3 separate regions of the Homo sapiens genome follow, and all the other regions are linked to region 1. The links are chromatin loops, found by intact Hi-C in ENCODE. Cell type or tissue: mammary epithelial cell. All regions are shown on one strand.

Evidence for each region. A loop is a pair of places that touch in the nucleus more often than their neighbours do. Peaks named below come from ENCODE experiments on the same cell type or tissue, not always from the same donor. Only the 100,000 strongest peaks of a DNase experiment are listed, where the experiment ranks them.
Region 2: a loop joins it to region 1, with 5 times the contacts of the local background. A loop is called at or near these places in 8 of 110 quality-filtered maps.
Region 3: a loop joins it to region 1, with 4 times the contacts of the local background. A loop is called at or near these places in 6 of 110 quality-filtered maps.

What each region holds. Positions count from the first base shown.
Region 1 is chr10:4,239,732-4,244,731 of GRCh38, forward strand. LINC00702 (long intergenic non-protein coding RNA 702) reads right to left here and starts at 4,181. Exons shown (of 3, transcript NR_108040.1): 1 at 4,092-4,181; 2 at 3,773-3,956. In mammary epithelial cell, no CTCF peak of the experiment used is centred here; DNase peaks (open chromatin) are centred at 2,250, 3,050 and 4,120; H3K4me3 peaks cover 1,831 bases; H3K27ac peaks cover 4,111 bases.
Region 2 is chr10:3,808,260-3,813,259 of GRCh38, forward strand. LOC105376364 (a long non-coding RNA gene) reads left to right here. Exons shown (of 2, transcript XR_930580.3): 2 at 1-258. Among named protein-coding and RNA genes, the nearest start is that of LINC02639, 23 kb to the right of the region's middle. RefSeq lists enhancers at 1,136-3,412, 1,136-1,461, 1,589-2,788, 3,076-3,325, 3,626-3,785 and a cis regulatory region at 1,856-2,201. In mammary epithelial cell, no CTCF peak of the experiment used is centred here; DNase peaks (open chromatin) are centred at 2,052 and 3,232; H3K27ac peaks cover 4,836 bases.
Region 3 is chr10:3,850,256-3,855,255 of GRCh38, forward strand. No RefSeq gene overlaps it. Among named protein-coding and RNA genes, the nearest start is that of LINC02639, 19 kb to the left of the region's middle. RefSeq lists enhancers at 912-1,268, 1,977-3,176. In mammary epithelial cell, no CTCF peak of the experiment used is centred here; DNase peaks (open chromatin) are centred at 1,456 and 2,296; H3K27ac peaks cover 3,104 bases.

The DNA of each region.
Region 1 (5,000 bases):
TGTTCTAATGCAGAAAAAAAATTGTCAGGGTCCTTAAGAGTCTATGACTTGTATTTTTGCAGAAAATATTATTTTAGTCAGGGGCATTTTAAAATGCTTTTGTACGAATGTTCAATTTTGCAATTTTATGGTATGTAAATGGATAAATATTGGTAGTAAAACATTTGAATCTACATGATCTTTAATTTGAAGTGTGTTATTTGAAACTTATTGCAAATGTATTTGGAAAATGATTATTGAGGCCTGCAAAAGCCCATTAAAAAGTGCCTGTCTGTGCTATATATTCAGCCTTTCCCAAAGTCAGACCATGCCTCTTGTTTTATCCAGTGACATATGATATAAATTTCTCTTTAGATATTGTAACTACCACCTGTAGACTCAAACGTGGGTTATGATGAAAAATAAAATTTGTCATTTAACACATTTGTCGGGAATTTATCTTTTAGTTGATTAAACTGTTAACTAAAGTGTCAGAATTATTTATTGCAATATCTACCTCTAAAAAGTGTGTGCTTGTGTATCAATTAATAAATGGTTCACAATAAATGAGTTTATAAAAATGGTGACAGTGTATTTGGTTAAGACTTCAAAGGGTTTTAAGCAGTAGAAAACTGCATGTTAGAATCAACAATTTGTGATTGTTCTTATCTACAATTTGTCTTATTATCTGGGTTTACTTTTTTCTTAAAATTTACTGATTCATTCTTCAGCTTTCACATTAAATTATTTGAATTAATTTTATGTATATGCTTACAAACTTTTGGGTGATATTTTAAAAATATCCCATCAATAGATAATTCATCCCTGTCATGTGGATTAACCTCCAGGCATCTCTGTAACAAGAGTCAAGGATTTCTACTGCACATGGTTTAGAGTCTTCGGTTACTCACTTGTTTTTTAGTTCCCTGGGGTGGCTCTACTTGTTTCCTGGGGCTACATGTGTTTCAAGCAGTCAGCCAAAAAAGAAAAAAAATCAAAGTTTGAGTGTCATCTGTAACGATATATCTATGAACATGGGTATGGAGAAGAGCACCACCATTTTTGTTGTTGCTTCCAGAGTCAACAGAAAACCTCACCATCACTTTATCACACTAATTCGGCAATCGAAAACTCTTCCTCAGCATGTGAAATTGTTGCATCAGCTAAGTCATTTTGCGGCTAAATTAAAAGCAGACTGTAGATAGACTCTTCCATGTTGACAATTTCAAAAAGAATTCATATCTTTACATTTTAATAGTCTGAGTTTTTAACATTATGACTGAACGTAACAGCAGGAGAGCCAATAAGGTATGATGGCATGGAGGAGGAATTCAGGAGTCGGCCCTGGGAAGCACAGATGGATTGAAGTCAGGCTGATCCACACTGAAACAACAATCATCCAGCACTTGCCTTAGGAATAACAGGAAATTATTATGATGCAGAAAAGTATTATTCCTAAAGATGATGCCTTTACAATAGCTAATCTGTTAAAGGATATTGCAGATGGTGTCATTTGCCTAAACTTCACAAATAGAAATACATTTCAACCTATTTTTAGAGAGTAATTCATTGTATTATTATAATGCTAAAATTTAACTGGCATTGAAATGGAGCTAAGCTACTGAATAAAATGTGAGATTCTACAAGACACACACACACACCCTACAAACACACACATGCACACATATGTCTTCTTGAAGTAAGAGTTTAAAGGTCAAAACACGCTTTCAAAATTCTGAGGTCAAACATATTTCTGGAGTCAAAACATACTTTTAAAACTGTGCTATGATATTGAAACAAATTGTTTCACAGGCGTCAAAGCAGGAACAACCATTCTGATATTCGAACAATAAGTTTATGGCAGCCAAAACTTTGGAGCAGAAAGACCAAATTATTGGATTTCACTTACTCTTTGCCCTCAAAAAGCCACAAGCATGAAAAAAAAGCAATGGAAATGTCTCCTGGTGCTATGAAAAGGGAGGCGTCTTGCTCATTTTAGGGCATTAAAAAAAAATCTTTCCACCGTTTTTATTTTTCTATTTTCCTGCATCTTCGACATCATCAAAGCATGTTCTCTGTTTCTGTCATTTTGAGACAAGCACTAACTGTACTGTCTTCTGTAGTCTGGCAGAGATAATGTATCTGGGTTTCCTTAGTGATATTTTAAACACATTTTTTTTCTGTCCTCCCATACAGAGCGCATACTTTTGGTGGAATTCCTGTTGTGTGGGAGACCAGCTTAGTTCCATTCACACACTCACACTCCCAGATGTGGCCCCATGGGTTTATTCCTGTCTCGCTGTTTCAACAGTCAGACGTTTGTTCTTCAGGCTGCTTGCTCCAGTATCCTCGTCAGACAACCGCAGGGAGCCTTTGTGCATTTATTTATTTATTTGCTTGGTATGCTTCAGTGTTTTGGGGGCTTTTCTTCCCACTGAGTAAGTTAAAACTCTGCAAAAGTTTGCCTCCAGAAAAAGGGAGCCAAACTGCCCCTTGATTACTTGAATTGTGTAAATGAGGGATGGCAGGTGTTGGGGCAGGGAAGGTGGCAGAGAAAGAAGTGGAAATCATTTGGAATCCAGGATTATCACTTATTGTGCCCCTGTATTGAAAAATTACAAAATGAAACTGAAAGGTTGGGCAACAGAAAGAGGATTATGTTTATTTTCACTACCACTAAACTTTGCCACTACAGGTTGGTTTAATTAACCCGTGAGATGAAGTGCTGAACTCTCTGAAAAGATAAATGCTTTCAGAGGTGCCTCAGACACGAGAAACACAATAATATTTATATTTCTTTTTGACTGAGGAAGGTCACTGTGGTGACAGTTTCAGGAGGACACCTGTATTATTCTCTTTTGTCAACAGGACTTGTAATATGAACAAAACATGCAGTCACTTCCCACCAGGATGTGTCCTTCTGGACATCAGCATACGTGCAAGATGACAATTTCAGGCAAGAATTTTTTCCTCTAATCTATGATTTAATCAGTTGGGTGTCTGGGAGTGGGTTAGAGAACATTTCTGAAGTTAAAGCTTGAATGTTTTTCATGTGGCTGGAGGTGAGGGCAGGCGTCCAGGAGACTCAGGCAGCAGCTGCATAGCTCAGTGCCTAAGTGATCTCTGCTCTTAGGAGGATCAATTGAAAGCTTAGGGGAAATAGGGCTCCCAGGAAGATGGGTGCTTAAAAATGAATACTGTAAATGTTACTCAGCATACAATTGAGGGAAAGCCATCACTCACAGGAAGTGAGCACAATTCTTTATTATCTGGGCCCTGTCACTAATGAAACATTCAGTGTAGAAGAAATCAGTCCCCTTTGAGTTTAGGCTTGTCATGATGGCTCTGGGTTTCCTTCATTCACAGCAATCACACTTAAAATGTTTACAGTCTGAAGACCTGAAAAACATGTCCACACCCTTGAATTCGTTGTAGTTACACATGAGGTCAATGTTATCCATCTTCATTTATCAAATAAAGAAATTGAAAATATAGTCTGTCAGAAAATAATTCCAATTCAGATCTTCAAGAGTTCACGTTTTATTGTCCTATTGTACTAGAGCTATTTTTGTAAAACATACATCTTTAAGCTTTCAGACAGAATCGTGAAAACGTAAACTTATCACACACAACAGCATAATATGCAATGCAGTGCAGTCTAGGATATACGCATTAGTGTCAATTTTTAATTAAAAAATGCTGAATTTTGTTTAAAAAGTTTTTTTTTTTCCTGGATCTGGAAAAGGAAATGCTTTTCTGGAGTAAAACACAGAGGATAAGGTAGAATTCTTACCTGAAGTGCCTGTAGGAGATTCCAACGTGAATGCATTTCACACGCTTTTACAAGCTACTTTCTTCTCCTTTCTTTTTTCAATCATCTTAGCAGTCATTGTTTATTTTCTGGAGATGAGTAGTTTTTATTTATACTAGAAAGCCCATAGTTTTTACATAGGTTGCCTTTCATTCTTGGTAAGACACTGAGAAAAGGAGAAAAAGAAAACTTTAGAGATAGAGCAATGGTATAATTGATTGAATGTTACGTGAACTGTCAAGATCAGAACTTTCTCATACTATCTTAGGAATAAAAATATGTTCTGGTTAGTAATCCTCACCAAGTTTGGAAGGTTAGAGGTGACTCAGCCTCCATGAATGTGGTCTGGTCTTATTTTAAGAAGGGCTTCTGAGTCATGTGGAGTTGTGTCAAACTATGTGTTATGTTATGTTATTTTAAAAAGACAGCTTGGAGAGAGGAAATTGAACTATCTTTTTTTTTTTCCAAAAAACTCTGCCCTTTAATAGAAGAAAAGGGCAAGTTATTTCCCACAAATCTCACTCTATGTAATGTAGCCTAGAATGTATTTTTACCACAGATATATTCTTAAAGTAGTTTGGCATGACCTTACTTAGAGTATTTTAAGTTTGTGACTTGAATTGTTTTTGCTTAATATTTATCCTTAGATGTGGTTGAATGCACTGTTCATAACTGAATAAATTTACTATCGATCCATTATTATCGTGATTGTTCACCTATTCAAATTGATAGCTACACAGATACATGTACTATTTTTATCAATATTCAAAATGCATAATGTTAAGTGAACTTCAATTTTCTCAACTCAGAAAAGTAGCAATAGAATAAATCTTGCCTATCTCCCTGAGTTGCAATAACATGTAATAAAATCCTTGGAAAAGTACATCAGATAATGACGGGTTCATGATGGCTCACGTTGACTGGTAATGCCATGGCTTACAATTGAGTATGAAGTCTGCACTGCGGCTCAGCTGAGGGAAAGGCACATCCAGGTGGGTGAGCAGGTCTGCTACAGGAACTCACTCTTGCATTCTAACTTCCCTGAGCCTTTGGGTATGTTTCTCGATGTTATACCAAGAACGTTCTGACATTTTAACCTCAAGTCGTATAGGTCACCTCTGGTTCCATGATTCAGCCAACCGATTGAGAAAATTATTAGTGCCATTATTAGACCCTCAAGCTAAGACACTGAATCAATAAATCCGCTTCA
Region 2 (5,000 bases), 430 kb before region 1:
TGCTCATAAACGCTGTTGCTATTTTTGGGCCAGCATTGTTCAACCTGGATTTAGTTCTCCTTTGCTGTCTATTTTGGCTCTGACCTGCTCTGAAAGGGCAGGCTCCACGCCGGGTGTCACGCCCAATGGCTTCTCCACGGTCTTTGTCCAAATGGACTCAGTGAGGATATCACCAGCGGAAAAGTAAAAGATGAGAGGACTTGAAAAAAATATCTTCCATTCAGAATCTTTTTAAAAATATACTTTCAAACAAAGAGGTATTATAGAAAGCATTTTGCTTTTTCGTTTAAAGCTAAAGAAAATCAGAGTCACCTAGAAATGTGAGTTACTGGAGGAAGAGAGGAATGGTTAAGATCATTCTACAGTGTCTATATGTACTTATATATCCCAGTGTCTGTGTGTACATGCGTGTATGTCTGTGTATGTATGTGTGTCTGTGTGTGTCTCTCCATGTGTCTGCCTATATATCTGCATGTGTATACGTGTGTATGTATATCTGTGTATGTACATGTGTATATATGTGTATGTCCGTGTGTGTCTCTGTGTGTCTCTGTGTGCATGTATGTGTATATGTGTGTCTGTATGTATACATGTATGTCTGTGAGTCTCTTTGTGTGTCTGCCTGCATATCTGCGTGTGTGTGTGTATGCTCTGTGTGCGTTTGTATATGTCTGTGTGTCTGTGTATACACATGTGTGTCTGTGAGTCTCTCTGTAGGCGTCTCTCTGTGTGTCTGCCTGCATATCTGCATGTGTGTATGTGTGTATGGTCTGTGTGTGTTTGTATGTGTGTCTTTGTGTCTATGTGTATTCATGTGTTTCTGTGGGTCTCTCTGTGTGTCTGCTGCATATGTGCATGTATGCATGTGTGTATGGTCTGTGTGTGTTTGTATGTGTGTCTGTGTGTCTATGTGTACGCATGTGTGTCTGTGAGTCTCTCTGTGTGTCTGCCTGCATATCTACATGTGTGTATGTGTGTATGGTCTGTGTGTGTTTGTATGTGTATCTGTCTGTGTCTGTGTGTAATTCTTTATCTCCTCCGTTTTCTGAGCAGGCTGGTCCTTTGAATCCCAGGAGATAATTTTTCCTTATACTTACTAGAGGAGTCTGTCAATACAGTAGAAGCACAATGTAAATGGGGGATTAACACCTTGAGATAATTTGAATCCACTGTCATTCACCCTTTCTGAAATGCACAAGCTTGCAGGCACCTACCCTCCTGCTACAGGACAGAAAAAAACACGGTGGTTTTATTTCCATTTCTTATCACACGGTGTCCACTGCCTGAGCTGCACAGGGAGGCATTTTGTCATTTCACTGTAGGGGTCTCCTGTGGCCCCGAATCTCATGTGTTTGTGTCCCTAGGAGCTGCAGCCCCAACCATGTCATGAAGAGGGGTCGGCACGGGGGCTTCTGGCTGTGGCACACACACGTGTTAACCTATAAGGCTCACTTCCTGCCCACAAGGGTCAGAGTGTTGTTTTTTTTTTTTTGAGACGGAGTCTCCCTCTGTCGCCCAGGCTGGAGTGCAGTGGCGCGATCTGGGATCACTGCAAGCTCCGCCTGCCGGGTTCACGCCATTCTCCTGCCTCAGCCTCCTGAGTAGCTGGGACTACAGGAATCTGCCACCACACTCGGCTAATTTTTTGTATTTTTAGTAGCGACGGGGTTTCACCGTGTTAGCCAGGATGGTCTCAATCTCCTGACCTTGTGATCCACCCGCCTCGGCCTCCCAAAGTGCTGGGATTACAGGCGTGAGCCACTGCGCCCTGCTGAGAGTTTTTTATTGATCATTCAGTGATTCTGAAGGGAAGACAGTTCTACTCTCACTGCCAGTGACAGCACAGCCCAGGAGAGCAAGGGCAGGCTCCTCTCCAGGTGTGGCTGCTCTCCATGGCCTGGGTCATAGTCTGGAGATGACTGAAGAGTTAGTCTTGGGGCTGTTGCTTGTGAGAACTGGAGAGGTGTGTGTCATTATCTGAATCGGCCAGGCCCACGCCAGGGTGAACTGGGCTTACAGGAAATGCAGTCACAGGTGAGACAACCTTTGGCACCAGCTCCCAACTTTCAGTTCAGAGAACGGTGAGTTCCCGGTACAGGGAGTGGAAGCTGATGTCATTGAAAAGATATTGCCTTGCTTTGAAATCAGCAAGCGTGGTCAAAGTTCTCCAGTATATACACACAGAGGAAAAATGTGGCTCTGAATCACCATGGGCAGCTTTTTGATAAACAGATATTCAAAAAAAAAAAAAAAAAAAAACAACAGAAAAAACAGCCCATGTGTGGTTTTTCTGAGAATGCTACACGGCTTTCATATGTGCATTTTGACCCTAATTTCACTTACAACTTTCTCATAAGATACTGTTAGGAGTGAAAAGCCACAATTAGCTCTAGGCCAAGAGTGAATAATTTCAACAGCCTCTCTAAGATGGTTTATATTTTTGGAGCCATATATGGGTGAAAGTAACGATTTCCACAGGAGGACAAACAAAAGGAGATTTTTGCACACAACAGGGAAAAGAAAAAGGTTTAAACTTTCACATGTGAAAAAGTTCAAATTCCCAAGCCTTGCTGAACACAACCCCAGGTAGTTTTAAAATTTGCTTTCAATAAAAATTTATTTGAAATGAAATGCTTTACTAACTTTCATGGCTAAATCAGGAAACACCGTTTTCACTAATTAATATTAAACAGTTGGCGAGCACAGCACTTCTGGATGTGTTCCTTCTTCATAACTAAAAATGAGTGAAATTGTAATTGAATTCTGATGATAATCTTAATAGCATCATTCTCTACGTTGACTCCTTAAAGCAATTTTATATTTGCAAATTGTCTTTGCCTTCCTTTTAGCTTAGTTATATAGCTTGCTTTGCTCAAAGAGTAAAATTAAAGTCTTAACTAATGTCAAATGGTTTTGCTTTTCCTGTGTAAACATAAATATGTTAAGAAATGTATAGTAAGTTATCTTATTTTAATAGAGACTCATCAGTGCTAGTTATTTAGTGCCTCTCAATAGTATTTCTGGCAAACTGCACATGGCCTTCCTCATAGAATGAGGAGTGGGCATTGACATGAATTTCTAAATTGTGGCATTTCCTGGCATGATGTCAGTTGGCTTAATCATCTCAACTGTCAGCTCACACCCTTGACAGCCAGCTCGGGAGCTGGGGAGAGTCCAAATTTGGTGTTCTGAAGGAGCTCACAGGGGTCTCTGGCACGTAATGATCACCTTGAAAGTCATCGATTTCAAAAAGAACATTCCACTGTGGAAGAGCAGCCAAGAGAAGCAAACCTCAGGCACACACAGTCTGTAACAGAAACCGAAACTCCTAGCAGGAAAATACCATGACCTGCAGTGACAGGGCCAGACCATTTCAGTGAACTCAGCATGCAGAACTGTGTGGGGAAGGGCCCCATGAGAGAGTTACTATGATTATTATTAAGAGGTGAAAAACATTCTCTAAAATGGTGCGGTGTCAGAGTTAGTTTCCAGAAGGCTTGCTAACCTGCAGGGGCTGGGGTAGAAAGTCATTCTATAAAAGGCATAGGTGCAGCTGTGACTTCGAACGTTTCCCTGTGGATGAGATGCCCACACATTTCAGGACACATGTACTATGACGTTTTGGGTGCAGAGAAACGCTGCACCAATCACTCAGCTCCTGTCTCTCTGCCATCAATTTTGTCAAATGTCAAAAATCATCTATTCAGAGATGCCTATGTAGAACAGAGGAGGGGACTCTGAGTATTTAGGAATCAGTTTCCTAACTCAGCTCATCACCCTCTCACTCAGGACAACTTCCGCTTGCCTAGTGGGGAGAAGCTTCCAAGTGCAGTGTGGGCACTGGAGGGAATGCCTCGGCCACAGTTCCCGTGGAAATCTCGGGGATTTAAGTCTTTAACCAGCCCCCCAAAGACCACAACCCTCCCTCCACCATCCACTGACAGCTTTCTTGGCTCCCTAAGCTGTTCTGCACTGAGTCCTCAACTTATCTTCTCTGCTGACATTTCCCCTAGTTGTGGTGGTCATGCCCGCCAGGGAGCTGCTCCCTCTGAAGGTGATCCTGCCCCATCTCCGGGCCTCACGGGCATGGCTGCTCCAAAGACCGCGACCAATTTCCTCCTCTAAATCACGTGGGATGCATCCAAGGGCTCCTTGGGGCTCAGCCCTTGTTAAAAGAGTGCAGCTTACAGACCACACACTTCTTTGTAAAAAAAAAAAAAAAAAAGAAAGAAGAAAGAAAGAAAGAAACTCTCGTTGTATTCTTCAAATTCTGGAAGGAGGCAGGACTTAAAAAAAAATTACTGGTAATTCAAGTTCTTCTCCTTAATGTAGAAATAAACCGTGCTGAAATTCCGGTCACAAAGGCCATTGGCTTGGGCCTTCTTAGTCAATATGTATGGCAGACTTTTGAGAGCTTCATTCACCTGTTTATGATAATAATTAGAAGATAGTACAGGTTAGGCATCTCAAATCCAAAACTATGAAATAAAAAATGCTCCAAAATCTGAAACACTTTGAGTGCCGACATGATGCTCAAAAGAAATGCTCATTGGAGCATTTCGGGCTTTGGATTTTCAGATTTGGAATGCTCAAATGGTACGTTTATGATGTAAATATTCCCAAATCCAAAAAAATCTGAAATCTGAAACACTTGGGTGCCAAGCATTTTGGATAAGCAATACTCAACCTATATACACCTATCAATTTGTTCCCAGCTGGAGAGGAAAGAAAAAGTCAACCACACTGATATATCAGCAAATATGTACCAAGCATTTCTGAGTAAGTACAAGTTGTAGAAAGTCAGGGATACCAAGAAAGGACATGAACAATTCTGAAGCAACTTCAAAACGCAGATAACTGATTTTTTTTAAGTAGTAAATACATAAGTATTTACAATGTGCAAAGTATCTTGATAAATTCTATTAATACAAATGAAGGTACACTGACTCCTCTTCTAAGGGAAATTGCAGATGAAGGTAACAGCATAACCCTAGATCCCA
Region 3 (5,000 bases), 390 kb before region 1:
GCGGAGCTTGCAGTGAGCCGAGATAAGACCGCTGCACTCCAACCTGGGCGACAGAGTGAGACTCCGTCTCAAAAAAAAAAAAAAAAAAAAGTTGCAAAATTCATACATTTTGAATGAGTTGCAAGAAAAAATGAAGTTACTCTGTTGTTTTCATCTCTTTTAAACTGTCCCAAGTCCAAGATCAGTTGATATAAACATGCTGTGGTACAACTTTCCTTGCTTTTCAGAGTGATCTCAAGCCTATGTCCTTATCGGAAACATATTTGTCTGGTCATGACTGACTGTTGGAATCTGTCTGGAAGCACACATGGGAAACACCTGGTATACCTGGTACCTGGTGTACCTTGTATTACCCTCAGGGCTACATGGATTGTGTTGAAAGCTGTCTTTTAACATGATGCCCATCTTTGGTTGTGATGACTTATTTTTTAGAAATTAGTCGGGTTAAAGTGAGCCACACTTCTCCATGGACATTCAGCATATAGGATGTCACAGCAAGGAACACAACTGCAAGTTAGGAGCTGGCATTGAGTCAGGGCACGGAGCAGAGGCTGTATCTCGAGGAAAAACAGTCGGCGTGAAGTTGTGTGAAGGGGGCATAAAAGTGACTCAGAACTCCGTCTGATCGTGGAGGACTGAGAGGGCAAAAGTTCTTGCTTGGCGGGGCGTGGTGGCTGATGCCTGTAATACCAGCACTTTGGGAGGCCAGGGTGGGTGGATCACTTGAGCTCAGAAGTTCCAGATCAGCCCTGGAAAGTTGGTGAGACCCCATCTCTACAAAAATTAGCTGGGCGTGGTGGCATGTGCCTGTAGCCCCAGCTCCTAGGGAGGCTGAGGTGGGAGTATTGCCAGAGCCCAGAAGGTCACGGCTGCAGTAAGCCAAGATGGTGCCGCTGTACTCCAGTCCGGGTGACAGAGTGAGATCCTGTCTCCAAAAAAAAAAGATTAGAAAGTTATTGCTCAAGTGATATTTCCATGAAAGTACAACTTAGTGACAAATTACCCATTATTTGAACGCTACAACTTTCACAGAACAAGTTGGACAATGTGTATAGAAGCAAGTTTCTTAACAAACAAGCTATATTACTTAGGAGTAAGGAAGGGGAATGTGGCATCTCATTTCAGACTCTTAACTTCCTCTTTTGAGTCTGACACATCTTCTATATTTTCTTAAGGCCTCCCAGAAGCAAACAGGCAAGGCTGGAAAAAGGAAGTTAAATAGTGATTTGCTCAATTTGAAAGAAACATAACTTTTTCACATGATACCAAACGTTTCCCAAATGAAACACTCCCTACCCTGCCCCAGCATGCAACTTTCCAACTAAATCTGGCCCAAGTAAGTCGTCTCATCAGCTGGATTAAATATACTTTCTTCATCTTTGGCTGGGTCTTACCAAAATGAGTGATTCAACTTCTTAGGAGAGATTGCTGCAAGGGTTACACCAACAGATAAATATGGGAATTTCTTTCACACTTGCTCGTTTCAGACCAATAGCAGAGCTAGGTAAACAGTGATCTCATCTTCAGTCACACAGTTTTGCTGACATTACAAAGAAAGGTGTCAACACAGATTTAAGGTGGCTGTCAACTTACTGAGTCCATCATTTTGGCTTTTGAGTTTTTCACCATAGAGAGCTAACTGAGAAAAACGAAAAACTTTTTTTTCTACTTTTTTTTTAAACTAGAAAAGCAATGGCTGCTCCTTAAATATATGTAAAGAATAGAAAGAAGAGAGAAAGGTACTAATGTATCCCACCACCTATATGGAAACAGTATTCATATTTCTCCTTGATTCTGAAACATTTATGATCTTTGCAGGGAAATTTTTGGTATGTTTCAGGTAACTGTAGATGAGAGCTCTTTCTTTTCAATCAGTTCTGAGAACTTGATATCTTAAGTGGTTCTTTAAGTCCAAAATATTTCAGTTGAGTTAAACTTTAACCAACCTAGGTGATTAGTGTATATGCTCTAAAACCTTGCGGAACACTTTGTATCAACAAATAACACAAACCCTGAATTCCTGGAGCATGTATTATGTTTATATTCAAACATAACCCTGAAATGTGTTCTTACTCTAAGTATCTCAGACACATTCTTCTTATTTGAAAGCTTCGTGTATTACTCAACAACCTCTAACATATCTCAGCGATGTTAAAGACACATAGAGAAGAAATGACATCATGAAGCTGATTCTGTTCTTTCAGCTTTGTGTTTAGCTAATGCTGAACAGAGCGGTGAGTCATGCAGTCCTGTGACCAGCCAGGCGCTTTTCCAATCAGAGTCTGTTAAGATCTTTGACAACAGTACCTGTAGTTGTTTGAAGAGGAGGTTTCAGTAGTGACCTGTACCCTTGGTAATAACAGGCTTTATAGGTAACAAAATGTGTTCTCTGCCTACTGAATAACAAAACACCAATCATGAGATAACGCTTAGTAAAGCTGACTCATTTCCTCCTTTACAGATGAAAGGAGTTGTCCAAGAAATGACTATCTCAGAGGGAAATTTTCCTTCAGGTCATTACGTGAGTCTCTTTAAAGCATGGCGGACTGTAGCATTAGGTTTTCAGTTATTAGGTATATTAAAAAGTAAATTTTATTATGAAATAATATCATACATTTAAAGCCCGGTCCGGTTTTATCTTGAAATATGTGATAACTCCTGGTTTCAGATGCGATTCAGAAGAAATAGGTTGACTTGTATCATCAGGTGTCCAGAAGATTAAAATTTCTGTTTTATTAAAATGTGGAATTCACGTTTGTTTTCAGCCAAGCAAGGTTTGGTGATTCTGCAGCTGTCACCCTCAGCATCTCTGTAGGACAGCCTCTTGCCCCTCTTCACCCAGGTCTGCAGGAGGGTGGCAGCGTGGCTTGGGAAGGCTGGGTGGCGGGAGCTCAGAGGGGGTGCAGTGTTCCCACCACACAGCGGCGGCTCAACTGCCCAGGCTGTGGGGTTTCCAGCTGTGTCGTGTTGACTTGAACCGACTCAGCAGGCGGTGCCCTCCTGGAGCACCTGAAGCCTCCAGAGAAATATGATGGAAAACCAAGAGGCCTCCACCTCCCTGACTTGCTGCGACCTCCTGGGCTTTGCAGCCAGGCTGCTTTCGTGGATGCAGTCCTCGAAGCTAGTTTGGAAGACATTTATTTTTAAATATACAGGAAGCCAAATACGTTGAGAGAAAAGCCGCCTAATGCATTCCTCTGTTCATCTCCAAAGTCATAGCTGGTTTTCTAGACCCGATTTTCATCAGACTTTCCAAAGACAGAAAGAGTCTCCTCTACATAGGGCTTCCTTCTTTGCCTTCATCTGTAATGCGAGCCTTGCCCTAGGTTGCCTCTCTCTCTCCTTGCTCCGCCTGCTTCGGAATTCTCCTGTCATTTCAACAGTGGTACCAAGCTTTTTGTTGTTAGGAAATCACAAATTCTGAAACACACTCAACTGAGCAGATTTAAAAATAACCTAGGCTTCTCTACTATTTGGGTAAGGCCACTTGCTTGTTTGGGGTTGCTAATGGGAATAAGAGACTATGTGTGATTACCTCTAGAGCCTGCTTGTTTGCTCTGAGGAAAGTTTTATTGAAGAGCCACAGGCTGCGTTCCAGAACACTGGCCAAACACTTTGCACATGTGTGCTGTTGGGTCCTAGCACCGTCCACTCCACTCCTGGGAAAGGAATATGCCCTGGGGACGGAGATCTCCTTGCAGAATGCCTGTGTGGGCTGCATCTAATAAGGTTTTTTAGGAGTGGTTATGGCCCCCTGTTGGGTTCCTAATAAAAGCCCGTTATCATTTTTAGCTTCTGGAAATCCACAGGTCCCTAATTTTGTAAAAGGTGCTTTCCATGCCTTGCAGTCTGTTCTCCCAGGGAAATTTAATCTGAATACTATGTTGCAGGGTGGTGGTTGGGAGGTAATTGCTAATACATTGTGGGCCCAGAATAGACTGGTCACATTGTATTTCTCCCTTTTCACCCTAACAAATCAGAAACCGGATGATACTGTTTGTATTCGGAGTCTGAGAGTCTCAGCCTCGCCTTATCCTTCACCAGCCCGGACAGCAGCTAGGACTGAAGGTGCACGTGCCCATGTTTTCCTCCCAGCCACCCGGTTCCCCGCTCTGTCCCTCACTGATCTGTGCATAAACTGGGCAGGTCTACTTAGATCTGCTTTATACAGCAGGCTTTTATATAAGCGTTCATTTGAAAACCAAGAGATGTATAAAGGCTTTTTGGCTTTGTTTTGACATAGATAGGATCTCACTCTGTCACCTAGGTTGGAGTGCAGTGGTGGAATCACGGCTTACTGCAGCATTGACCTCCCAGGCTCAAGCGATTCTCTTGTCTCAGCCTCCCAGATAGCTGGGACTAAAGGTGCACACCACCACTCCCAGCTACATTTTTTTTTTTTTTTTTTAGTAGAGACAAGTTCTCACTATGTTGCCCAGGGTGGTCTCAAACTCCTAGCCTCAAGTGATCCTCCTGCCTCAGCCACCCAAAGCATTGGGATTACAGATGCCTGGAGCATAAATGCCTGTAGATATTGAAAAGGGAAAGGAATGTGAAGGAAGTACCCCAGAGGCTTGTGCAGCCTCACCTGGGCACTCAGAAGAGGCCTCTCAGGCAGGGAATGGACAAGGTGCACGAGCCAGCTCACATCCGTGGTTCCTCCTCGGGTTCATGGGAGCTCACCCATAAGGCATAGATTGGTTCATGATGGAGATCAGGAGTATTGTCTTGGTACCAAGTACCTTGGTGTCTGGCTGCTGTTTCGTACCATGTGGCCTCCAAGGCTGGTTGGGCTCTAGGACTCAGATGATCTGTGTGGTGCTGATGCTGAGGCTTCTTTTTCTCCAGAGCCACCTACATTTAAAGTCGGAGAGGCTGATAACTACAACTGCCATTTATGACCTGCTGAGCAGTGTGCTACACAACTTCTAGCATCATTGCCTTGAGTTCTCGTAGCAACCTTCTGATAAAGAGAGTCTATTCTTTAACAGATGAGAAAA